2 separate regions of the Homo sapiens genome follow, and region 2 is linked to region 1. The links are chromatin loops, found by intact Hi-C in ENCODE. Cell type or tissue: endothelial cell of umbilical vein. All regions are shown on one strand. Each heading gives the region's core, and the rest is flanking DNA. Links, peaks and the distances in the headings are about the cores only. Region 1 overlaps CROCC2 (ciliary rootlet coiled-coil, rootletin family member 2). Region 2 has its middle 17 kb from the start of AGXT.

The links. A loop is a pair of places that touch in the nucleus more often than their neighbours do. Peaks named below come from ENCODE experiments on the same cell type or tissue, not always from the same donor. Only the 100,000 strongest peaks of a DNase experiment are listed, where the experiment ranks them.
Region 2: a loop joins it to region 1, with 11 times the contacts of the local background. A loop is called at or near these places in 34 of 110 quality-filtered maps.

What each region holds. Positions count from the first base shown.
Region 1 is chr2:240,987,590-240,992,953 of GRCh38, forward strand. It overlaps CROCC2 (ciliary rootlet coiled-coil, rootletin family member 2), which reads left to right. Exons shown (of 32, transcript NM_001351305.2): 29 at 1,150-1,281; 30 at 2,065-2,244; 31 at 3,607-3,689. Among named protein-coding and RNA genes, the nearest start is that of TANAR, 4.1 kb to the left of the region's middle. In endothelial cell of umbilical vein, for the core only: a CTCF peak has its summit at 2,378 (motif pointing left); a DNase peak (open chromatin) is centred at 4,332; H3K27ac peaks cover 1,678 bases.
Region 2 is chr2:240,848,728-240,854,091 of GRCh38, forward strand. No RefSeq gene overlaps it. Among named protein-coding and RNA genes, the nearest start is that of AGXT, 17 kb to the right of the region's middle. In endothelial cell of umbilical vein, for the core only: a CTCF peak has its summit at 2,654 (motif pointing right); a DNase peak (open chromatin) is centred at 2,674.

The DNA of each region.
Region 1 (5,364 bases), core at 155-5,154:
CCGAAACCAGGCCTGCTCCAGCCCTGAAGCTAAGAGGGCAGGTTTGTGGTGTGCCAAGTGTGTGCACTGAGCCCCAGGTCTGCTGCCCAATCCTGGGCCAGGGCCAGCACCCGACAGAGGGCATTGGGGCCAACAGAGGACTGACCTGGCACTCCAGCCCAAGGCTGTCACCCCTGTGGACACAGCCCCAGCAGGCATGACCCTCGGGGCTGGGCACGGCAGAGCCTGGAGGCAGCCTGGTTGGGAGAGCAGGGCCTGGGTTCCAGGCCTGCCTCAGCGCCTGCCTGGCCCAATGAGCCTGTGACATCATGGGATCCCTTCCACACCAACTCCCCATGAGGCATGCCCCAGGCCATCTGGGGGTGCTGGAAGCAGGCTGTCTGGGGCTGGTGGACGGTGTTCCTCTCCCAGTGCTGCTCTCTGTAAGAGAGAACTCTTAGATTCAATCCTTTCCTCCAGAGGGCCCATTCGCAAGGGAACAAAAGGTCCCTGCCAACTTTCCCATAGAAAATGTCTGTTTCCTGGGTAACCTTCCCTGATTTTTAACCTGGAGCTTATCCCTCCTGACCTGTACCCATGGGGTAGGGAGTGGGTGACTAAGGAGGGAGCACATTGGGGCAGCCTACAGCCTACAAGGAGGACAGACGGTGGGGATAGTGATGCCAATGCCACAGGCTTGTTGGGATTGAGACAGCAAGTGTACCCAGCTCTCAGGGCCTGTGCCTGTACGAGCTCAGCAGATCCTGAGTGCCAACAGCAGAAGGCAGGTGCCAGAGAGTGCAGGGGATCATGGCTCATGAGACCTGGAGGAACACTGAGAAGGGGTTTGCGGGGTAGCTCCTGGGATGTCACCTTAAAAGATGTAGGGAGTCCCCCATTGAGGATGTTGATGGGGCCATCTGCTGCTCTGTAGCTGGATGGGGACTTGGCCCTATGCTCCTCCTTAAGCTGTCACTCTGGCTGCAGATATTGGATAGACCTGGGTGAGGCCAGGGGTCCTGGCCCAGGGCAGTGCCCTTCCTGACGCTGCCAGCTCTTAGGGGAATTCAGAGTCCTTCCCAGAGGCAACCCTGTGCTCCCAGAGGAGGGCTGGCCTGACCTCACTCCCTGCCAGGAGGCCACAGGTTCTGCCTCCTGGGATCTCTGCAGATGGAGCAAGAGACACTGAAGAGGGAGGAGGATGTGGCGAGGCTGGGGGCTGAGAAGGAGCAGCTGGACCAGTCTCTGAACAGCCTGCACCAGGAGGTGGACGGAGCCCTGAGGCAAAATCAGCAGCTGCAGGTCAACTGGGCCAGTGGAGCTCTGCATACCCCAGGCCTGGGGGCAGACCTGGGGTGGGATCCAGGAGGGTGTCAGTTCCAGAGGGGTGGCTGGTGTACCTCCATCTCACACGTGCACACATGGGGAGGGTGGCTGGACCAGCTTCTGCATGTGATGGATACAGACTCAGACCAAGGCCCCAGGCAGAGCTGGAACCAGGACCCAAGGCTCCTGCCCTTCTTGAGACATTGAAGTCCCCATGGGAGCCAGGCCCGGGCTCTGTAGAGCAGCACAAGGGCCAGGTGAGGGAGGTCAGAGAGGCCTGTGGGGCATGGCCAGAGGCTGCTACCTGCTTGTGTTAGGGCGAGGAAATCCCCTGAGGCCTAGGGGCCTGACACCCACAGAAGGGGCCTCAGAGGCTTCATTCATCCTGTCCACATTGGACATACCCCCATCCTCAGAAACCAGCAGGGGATGGGGGCAGGATGGGCAAGAATCAAACTTCGATGCCCTCCGGACACCCAGCCCAGCCAAAAGGAACCTGGGGTGCCATGAAAACAGATTTTAGGCCCACCCTGGAGGCTGTGGCTTAGTCTCCAGCCCAGCCAAAGCCAAACCCAAGGCCCACGGGCTGAACATGTGCACCTAACCCCAGGTCTGCTGGGCAGTCCTGGCCAGGTCAACACCGGCAGAGGGCAGTGGGGCCCACAAGGACAGGTGAAACACCCTGTGGCACTCCTGCCCTGGGATTCTGTGCGGCCCTCAGTGAGAGACAGCAGTGAGATGCCCAAGTTCTCACTCCAGGCCCAGATGACAGAGATGGAGCAGGCCCACACCCAGCGGCTCCAGGACCTGACAGCTCAGCACCAGCGGGACCTGGCCACAGAGGCAGAGCGTCTCCATGGGGCCCGGCCGCAGGCCACGCAGGCCCTGGAGTCCCAAGAATGGACCCACCAGCAGCAGGTAAAGGTGCTGGAAGAGCAGGTAAGGTCGGGACCCCAGCCCCCTGGGTGAGGGAAGAGGCAGGGACAGAGGACTGGCATCCCCGCAGTCACCCAGTAGGGGTGACTTCTTGAAGTCCTCTAGCAACAGGGGCTCTCCACTGCCACCCAGTGGGCTCCAGACCTGCTCCGGGCACTGCCTGCACTTCTTTGCTCTCGACGGCACGAGGTTTATCCCACTGGGAGGTGAAGTGTGGATTCTGGGGCAGGTCACCACCCTCTCTGAGCCTCCATTGCCCTGTCTCTAAAGTGGGGTAGTGAGGACAGCTCCTGTCAGGGGTCACTGGGCGACTGAGCTGTCATTATGTGTGAGGTGCTTAGACAGCACCCAGCATGCACAGTTGTAGCAGAGGTGGCCTCTGCACCTGTCCTTCAGAGTCACAAAGGGAAAACAATGGCACACGTGGCATCTGTGGGGATGAGGTGGGCACAGTGAGGTGGATAAGGAAGCATAGCCAAGCCTTGGGCGTGTGTGTGCACTGCACACCCACACATGCATATGTACACGTGACAGACCTGCTGGGCTGAACCACTGAGCCTTAGAGCTCAGAGCTATCAGGACCTTAGAGCTGTCTGTTCATTTTACAGATGAGGAAACTGAGGCCCAGGAGGTGACCTGACTGCCCAGTGTCATCCCCAAGTTAGGGTCCCCAACCACCAAGGCACTTTTGCTAAATTTATTAGCAAAAGGACATTTATTTATTTCCTTATCATTCTGAGTGTTTTGTTTTGTTTTGTTTTGTTTTGTTTGAAATGGATTCTCACTCTGTCACCTGGGTTGGTGTGCAGTGGCGCGATCTCGGCTCACTGCAACCTCCACCTGCTGGGTTCAAGCGATTCTCCTGCCTCAGCCTCCAGAGTAGCGGGGATTGCAGGCACCCACCACCATGCCTGGCTAATTTTTTGTATTGTTAGTAGAGACGGGGTTTCACCATGTTGGCCAGCCTGGTCTCAAACTCCTGACCTCAGGTGATCCTGATGCCCAAGGCCCACCTCGGCCACCCAAAGTGCTGGGATTACAGGCGTGAGCCACTGCACCCAGCCTCATTCTGAGTGCCTGAACAGAAGCGGGCCCATCCACCAAGGGTGCGCGGTGGCCATACTCCTGAGGCCTCCACAGGTGGGGGATCCGTGGTGAGAGGTGGAACTGCGCATCCCTCTCTGGCAGCAAAGGAGTCAGTCTGACGTCTGCCTGATGTTTCTGTCCCATGCATGCCACCTCTCCTTGGGAGCTGTGGACCATGGCCTCCAGCCCTTCCTGTCACAGAGCCCTCCATGCCTCTATGCCCTGGGGCCCTGGCCGTGCAGCCTGCCCACCTGACCTGAGCCACTGTCCTGTCCCCAGGTGGCCAGCCTGAAGGAGCAACTGGACCAGGAAGTGCAGTGGCGGCAACAGGCCCACCTCGGCCAGGCCTTCCAGACAGGACAGTGAGCCCTGCTGCATACCACCCAGCAGCCTAGCTGCCTTCAGCCCTGACTGGCCAGGGGCAGGCGGCCCTGGGGAAGGTGCTGGAGGCCCTAGGCTGCTGGGGGAACCACTGTTGGGAAAACCAATGCCTTGTGCTCTGCACAAGAGGGACAAAGCTCAAATGGGGTGGGCACGATGACAGCAGAAAGCACAGGGTGCAGGCAGCCACCGCCCGGGCCACCACTCACTCTTCAGGGTCCTCAGGCAGTGGCACACTCTGAGCCCGCTGACCGCAGAGCTCCTCCCACCCCTGGAGACTCAGCCTGCAGCTGGTGCTGGACCATGCTGCGGGTCGCTCATCTCTGACAGCCCCTTCCCCTCCGGCAGAGAGCAGGGGCTTGGGCATCCTCCCAGCCTGCCCCCGCCTGGCACCCTCCCAGCCTGCCCCCGCCTGGCACTCCGTTTCTGCTTTGGAGGAGCTGCTCTGACCAGACCCCCGGGGCCAGGCCCTGTCAGGCTGGCTTCCCCGGCTTCATTCCGTGCCCTCAGCTCTGTAAACACGGGAAAACACGTGGGAAACATTTCCACCAACCGGAGCCAAAAACATAATGTCCTGCAAGGCCAGCCACCACATCCCCACGCCCAGCGGCTGTGAGCCTCCGCATCCAGGAACTGCGGCCGTCACGGTGGCAGGTGGCTGGAAGTGACTCAGATTCAAGTCCCCGTGACTCACTGGCCGCCAGAAGAAGGGGAGTGTAACACTTAAAGCTGTTACAGAGCCTCCCATGTTCCCGGCCTGGAAATGCTGGGAACGGTCCTGTGGGACTCCGGCTGGGTTGCTATGGAGACCCAGGCGGCCATCTTGGGCCTGTGGCGTGGGCCACCTGTGTCCATCTGCACCCCTCGTCTCCATCACCGTTGCTCAGAGTGACTTGTTCTCCTCTCCAAAGGGCCGCATGCTTTATAGGTGGTCATTTGTGATATCTGTGGGGCACCAGCCAGCCCAGTGAATCCCTGCATGTGCCACAGGGGCCTCCCGTCCCAGTCGCAAGGACTCTGGCCTAAGGGTGCAAGGCCAGAGGCTCCCGGCCCCCACCCCATCACAGTTACTGTGAGCCTTGGCTGAATGTGCAACAGTGTCTATTTCAAGATCACTCTGGGACTTAAAATAGTCTGTCCTGGCACACCTGGTTTTCTGGTGGATTTAGTAATGGAGTTACCATATGCTGTAAATCATGCAAAATCAATAACTCAAGAGAGGTGGGCATATAGGCTCCTTCCTGTCTGTTACCTCTGCCTGATTGTTGGTGGCTGTGTTGAGAAGGATTCTGAGGCTCAGCCTGGGCTCTGAGGGGAAGAGCTTGGTGACCCATGAGTGGATGTTACTCTGGGCAAAGGAGGAGTCAGTGGTGGCACAGGTGCCCCGATAGGCACCCCCTGCCATGGCCAGTCAGGGGTGGAGGACAGCAGGCAGGCCTGCCCCCACTGCTGGAGAGTGCTCTGCCAGATGGTGGGTGGAGGGGGTCACTGAGAGGCAGCGTGTGGTGCTCAGGGCCTGGCACTTAGTAGGCATGTCCCTTCCCTGCCTTCCTTCCCCATTCGCAGTCTCCTCATAGAGGGGGCCTCCCGCTCTGCAGCCCAGCAGAAGGGCCTGAGGGATGGCCAGGGCGGGAGGGAGGAACAGAAGTTCAAGGT
Region 2 (5,364 bases), core at 230-5,229, 140 kb before region 1:
GTTAGAGGGTGGGGAGCACCGCTGTACATTAGAGGGTGGGGAGCACTGCTGTGTGTTAGAGGGTGGGGAGCACTGTTGTGTTAGAGGGTGGAGAGCACTGCTGTGTGTTAGAGGGTGAGGAGCACTGCTGTGCGTTAGAGGGTGGGGAGCACCACTGTACATTAGAGGGTGGGGAGCACTGCTGTGTGTTAGAGAGTGGGGAGCACTGTTGTGTTAGAGGGTGGGGAGCACCGCTGTACATTAGAGGGTGGGGAGCACTGCTGTGTTAGAGGATGCGGAGCACTACGGTACATTAGAGGGTGGGGAGCACTGCTGTGTTTTAGAGGGTGGGGAGCACTGTTGTGTTAGAGGGTGGAGAGCACCGCTGTACATTAGAGGCTGAGAGCACTATTGAAGTTTAAAGGGTGTATTAGTCATTCTCACCTGCTCTTAAGGAATACCCAAGACTGGATAATTTACAAAGGAAAGAGGTTTAATTGACTCACAGTTCTGCATGTGGGGAGGCCTCAGGAAACTTACAATCACGGCAGAAGGAGAAGTAAACTCGTCCTTCTTCACTAGGCGGCAGGAGACAGAAGAGTGAGGAACAAAGGGGGACGAGCCCCTTATAAAACCATCAGATCTCGTGAGAACTCACTCACTATCATGAGAACAGCATGGGGAAACTGCCCTCATGATCCAATCACCTCCCACCAGGTCTCTCCCTATATATATAAAACGGGGATTAAGGGGATTACAATTCCAGATGGGATTTGGGCGGGGACACAACCAAGTCACATCAGAGGGTGAGGAGCACCGCTGACACTAAAGCTTGAGTCCTGGGCCCCACAGCATGTGATACTGGGACTTGTTTACATCTCAATTCTTTAAAAAGATGTCTTTTAGATGACTGGGCAAACATGTCTATGGCCAGGCTCCCAGGTGATAGAAAGGAATTGTTATTGGCTTTTTTAAGTGTGACAATGGCATTGAGGCTGTGTGAAAAAGGTCCATCTTTTTAGGTGTGCACTGGAAGATCTGGGTGGAAGAACACACTGTCGGGGTTTGCTTTAAATCTTCAGCAAAATTAAACAAGTAATACGGAGGGGGTCCTGAGAAAAGAAGCTGGACAGCAGGACGCTGCCGGCTGTTGAGGCCGGTGCTGGCGCCAACAGTTTCACTGTCCTCATGTCTGTGCCATTGGAGAACGTCCTCATTACTTAGAAGATATTTTAAAATGGGACAGCTGTGACGTGTGCTTCAGTGGGAGGCTCCCTCCTCCCTCACAAGGAGGTTTGGCTTCCTTCCCCATAGAAGATTCTCCCCATTACCCCAGGGCTAAGCTGAGGGAGGAACAAGAGGGCTCACCCCACAGACCTTACAGAGCTGTCCTGAGAAGAAGTGGAGGCTGGGCCAGGGATGGGGTTTGCCCAAGGACACACTGCAGGTTGAGGGCAGAGCCAGGCACTGAGCTTGTCGAGAAGGCCGAGAAGCAGCCCCGAAGTTCAGGGCCCATGGCTACGCCAAGTGCCATCAGGAACCGGGCTGTGGAAGCCCCTAAGGACGGCCAGAAGGACCAATCTAGGGGCCTTCATAGCAGCTCACTCACCACGGGGAAGAGACAGTGCAGGGGCAGGAGCAGTGAAGGGCGGTGGGCGCTGCCCAGGGCAGGCCCAGCCAGGGCAGTGAAGGGCGGTGGGCGCTGCCCAGGGCAGGCCCAGCCAGGGCAGTGAAGGGCGGTGGGCGCTGCCCAGGGCAGGCCCAGCCAGGGCAGTGAAGGGCGGTGGGCGCTGCCCAGGGCAGGCCCAGCCAGGGAGGGTAGTCAGGCTGGTCTAGGGGCCAGAGCCCTGCGTGAGAAAGCCCCACCCACTGCTTGTTGATGACGAATGGTGGCAGATGGGGGTCAGAGGGCACTGGGAGCACCAAGGCTGGACGGGGAGATGAAGACAGGATGGCTGGGCTACAGAAGGCAAGAGGCACATGAACCCCACAGACATTTCCACTGGAACCCCCGTCAGAGCCACCTGGGTACCCTCTGAGTCATTCAAGTGGAAAAACAAATCCACAAACAAGTCCCTCCCTGCTTAAACCTGACCGACTGCCTCCTGACCATCCTCTGGTCACGCCTGAACTCTGGGCCCCCTGCTGCCGTCCCCCATTGCTGCCGTCCCCCACTGCATCCACCCCATGTGCAGGCTGCTCCCACCCCAGAAGCCTCGAAGGCCAGGGACCCGTGGGGTCCCTCCGTGACTCGGTACCCTTCCCCTCGCTGTCCCCTGAGTTTCCTTCAAATCAGGAAGCCTCCACCAGCCCTGGCCCGCTGGCTGGGTCCCTCCCCGAGAGCCAGGTCACCTGTCACTGTCTCTCACCATCCTCAGCCCCATGGACTGTGCTGCAGGTGGCCACTGTCACGTCACCCAGGCCAAGCACACCCGTCAGGATTCCCAAGGCAGGTCGGTGTCCAGCCGCTTCCCTGAGGCTGCAGGCCCAGGCGGGCTGCGGAGTCTGTGCCTACATACCGCGGGCCGAGCTTGCTCCAGGCAGGGACGGCGCGGGAGGCACAGGTCCTCTTTGGGCCTTTCTGCAGGTCCTCCTGCCCCACATGGACATGCCAGCTGTCACTTGCACCATCAGGAAGAACAAGAATCCTGTGTGCCCTGTGGTGGGGCCACAGTCGGCCGCTAGGTGTCACTGTTTCCTCAGAGACCAGCACATTGTCCCTATGCTTTCTCTCTGCAGTCCCTGGCTGGCAGCTCCTTGGGCAGGGTGGTGACCTCTGACCCCAGACCCGTCCCCCCTGAGCTGGTCCTGGCTCCACCGGGAGCTCCGTCCCCTGGGCTTCCTGCTGATATGTAAGTCAAGCCTGAGCTGCCGCGTTGGGGCCACTGATCTGGGCAGAGCCTCGTGGGGTCTCCCAGGGGCTCAGACGTTGGCCAGGACCCCACAGGGAGGATGCTCAGGTCAAAAAGATGCCCGCACTCCGGGCGCTGCCCAGAGCTCTTAACTCTCATGCTGAGAACAGCTTTGTGTGCTGAGTGTTTCGCACACCCGCAGGCCCCGCACGTTCTGCCTGCTGTTCCCTGTAATCCTGACCTCGCCTGGGAGTGGCAGGGCCACCCACTTCGGGAGCGGTGGAGATTGGACTATTTAGAGCACACACGCTGGGGAACCAGGGGAAGAGTTGTGAAGGGGTTAAGCAAAAGAAGCCTTTCTCCTGGGCTTGTAGATGGCCGTCTTCTCCCTGTGTTTCCACATGGCTGCCCCCCATGTCTGTGTCCTAATCCCCTCTACTTATTAAGACACAGTGGGGTTGGATTAGGGTCCATCCTAACAGCCTTATTTAACCTTAATTAGCTCTTTAAAGACCTTATCTCCAAATATGGTCACATCCTGAGGGACTGGAGGCAAGGACTTCAACACATACATTTTGGATGGCACAATTTAGTTCAAAACACCTCCCAGCCCCAGCTGGCACTGCCTTCCCGAGCAGACCCTCCAGGCTCTCTGCTGTGATCTGCCATTGCTGTAGGTAGAGTCCATCCTCCCATGATTCCGCGGGGCTCTCAGCATAAACCCAAATCCTTCCTGTGGCCCCACACACCCTTTGGCCACCCTGCAACCTCCCCCTGGCCACACTGTCCTTCCTCTGATCCTGGCTGCACCCTCCCCTCCTACCGGGGGTCTTGCGGGTGCTGTCCAGCAGGCCTTGCTGCTCTGGGCCCCATCTTCATGCCCAGATTAACCATTCTCCCCAGGCAGATCTTGGCTCAGATGTGGCTTCCGCCAGAAAGTCTTCCTTTCCCTCCTGCTCACTCCCTGCCGCGGCCGCCTCTCCTCTGAGGTCTTACCATGCGGTTGCCCAGGTCCCCACTTCTGGGCCAGCACATTGGAGCAGTGAGCCTGTGCATTTTCTCACTGTTTTATTCATGATCATTTATTCTCTTATGATTAATCCAGAGAAGATTATCAATAAATGATGGTGAATAAACAAAAACATGAATTAATGAATCAAAACCTCAGAACTTGCCCAGGATGGGAAAACAAGGTTGTCAGCATTGAGGACAGTAGCTGTGGCTCTAACCAAGAATCAACCGTGTGGAGGGAAACCACACCACTGCCTGAGGTGGAAACAGGTGGCTGTGCAGGTTTGCCAGGGCTCCAGGCTGACAGTTCTCCAGGAGGGCTTGCTGATCTTTGATTTTTTTACAAGGAAAGGACACACACACAGTCAGCACAGGGCAGGGCACGGGGCAGAGCATGGAGGAAACCAGCGCGAGCTTCTAGCGTCCTCTCCAGCTGCAGCCCGCGGGACGCATGCCATTCCCCAGCACCACGTTTTGGTGACGCGTGTGACATGTCCCAACCATGGAAGCCCTTCAGTGCCTCAGAGCCTCAGTGCCAGGGCTGTTCTGGGGCTGGTCATGCTGCACCCTCTGCCCGGCATGCCTGCAGATCCCAGATCCCTGGGAGGAAAGCAGGTGCCCAGCAGAGCCGCTTGTCTGCACAGACAGCTTAGGTGCAGTGGCCTCTCTGATCTGCCAGGGTGGTGAGGACCCCCGAGATCCAGTGCCGAGGGAGCACCCTGGCCTGCTTGTCACCCTTCCCTACACGAGAGTGATAAACCGCTTTCCTGGCATCCAGCAGATCCAAAGAAAGGAGATTCACCCTGGAAATGCCTTGGTAAAACGTTCAATTTAAGCTGTGGCCAAGTCACTCCGATGCATACGGGTAGCGACGCTGCCTCTTTAAGTGCTGTCAGATGACTTCAGTTGTTTCTTTCAAAAGTTCTGTGGGATGGTAGATCACACAGTGCACAGCACCAGTCTGTCCTTTCTTTTACCTTCCACTGGGGCCCAAGATTGTTCTGGTGTTTACTCCATTCAAATATCAGTGTATATTGAATGATTTCAGTTATACGGACAAAAACGTGGCAAAATAAACATGAGAAAGTGACACACACCCCCACCGTTGTAAAAGTGGGCTTTGGCTGGTAGTGGTGGCTCACGCCTGTAACCCCGGCACATTGGGAGGCCTAGGCAGGTGGATCACGAGGTCAGGAGTTCGAGACAAGCCTGGCCAACATGATGAAACCCCATTTCTACTAAAAATACAAAATTAGCCAGGCATGGTGGTGCACATCTGTAGTCCCAGCTACCTGGGAGGCTGAGGCAGGAGAATAGCTGGAACCTGGGAGGCGGAGGTTGCAGTGAACCAAGATCGGACCACTGCACTCCAGCCTGGGCAACAGAGCCAGACTCCATCTCAAAAAAAAATAAAAGTGGGCTCATCTAAATAGAGGGTATAAAGGCATTTAATTTTTAAAACAATGTATTTTGATGTTTTAAAAGTGTTTACAATGAGCACACAATACTTTTATTGTAAAAA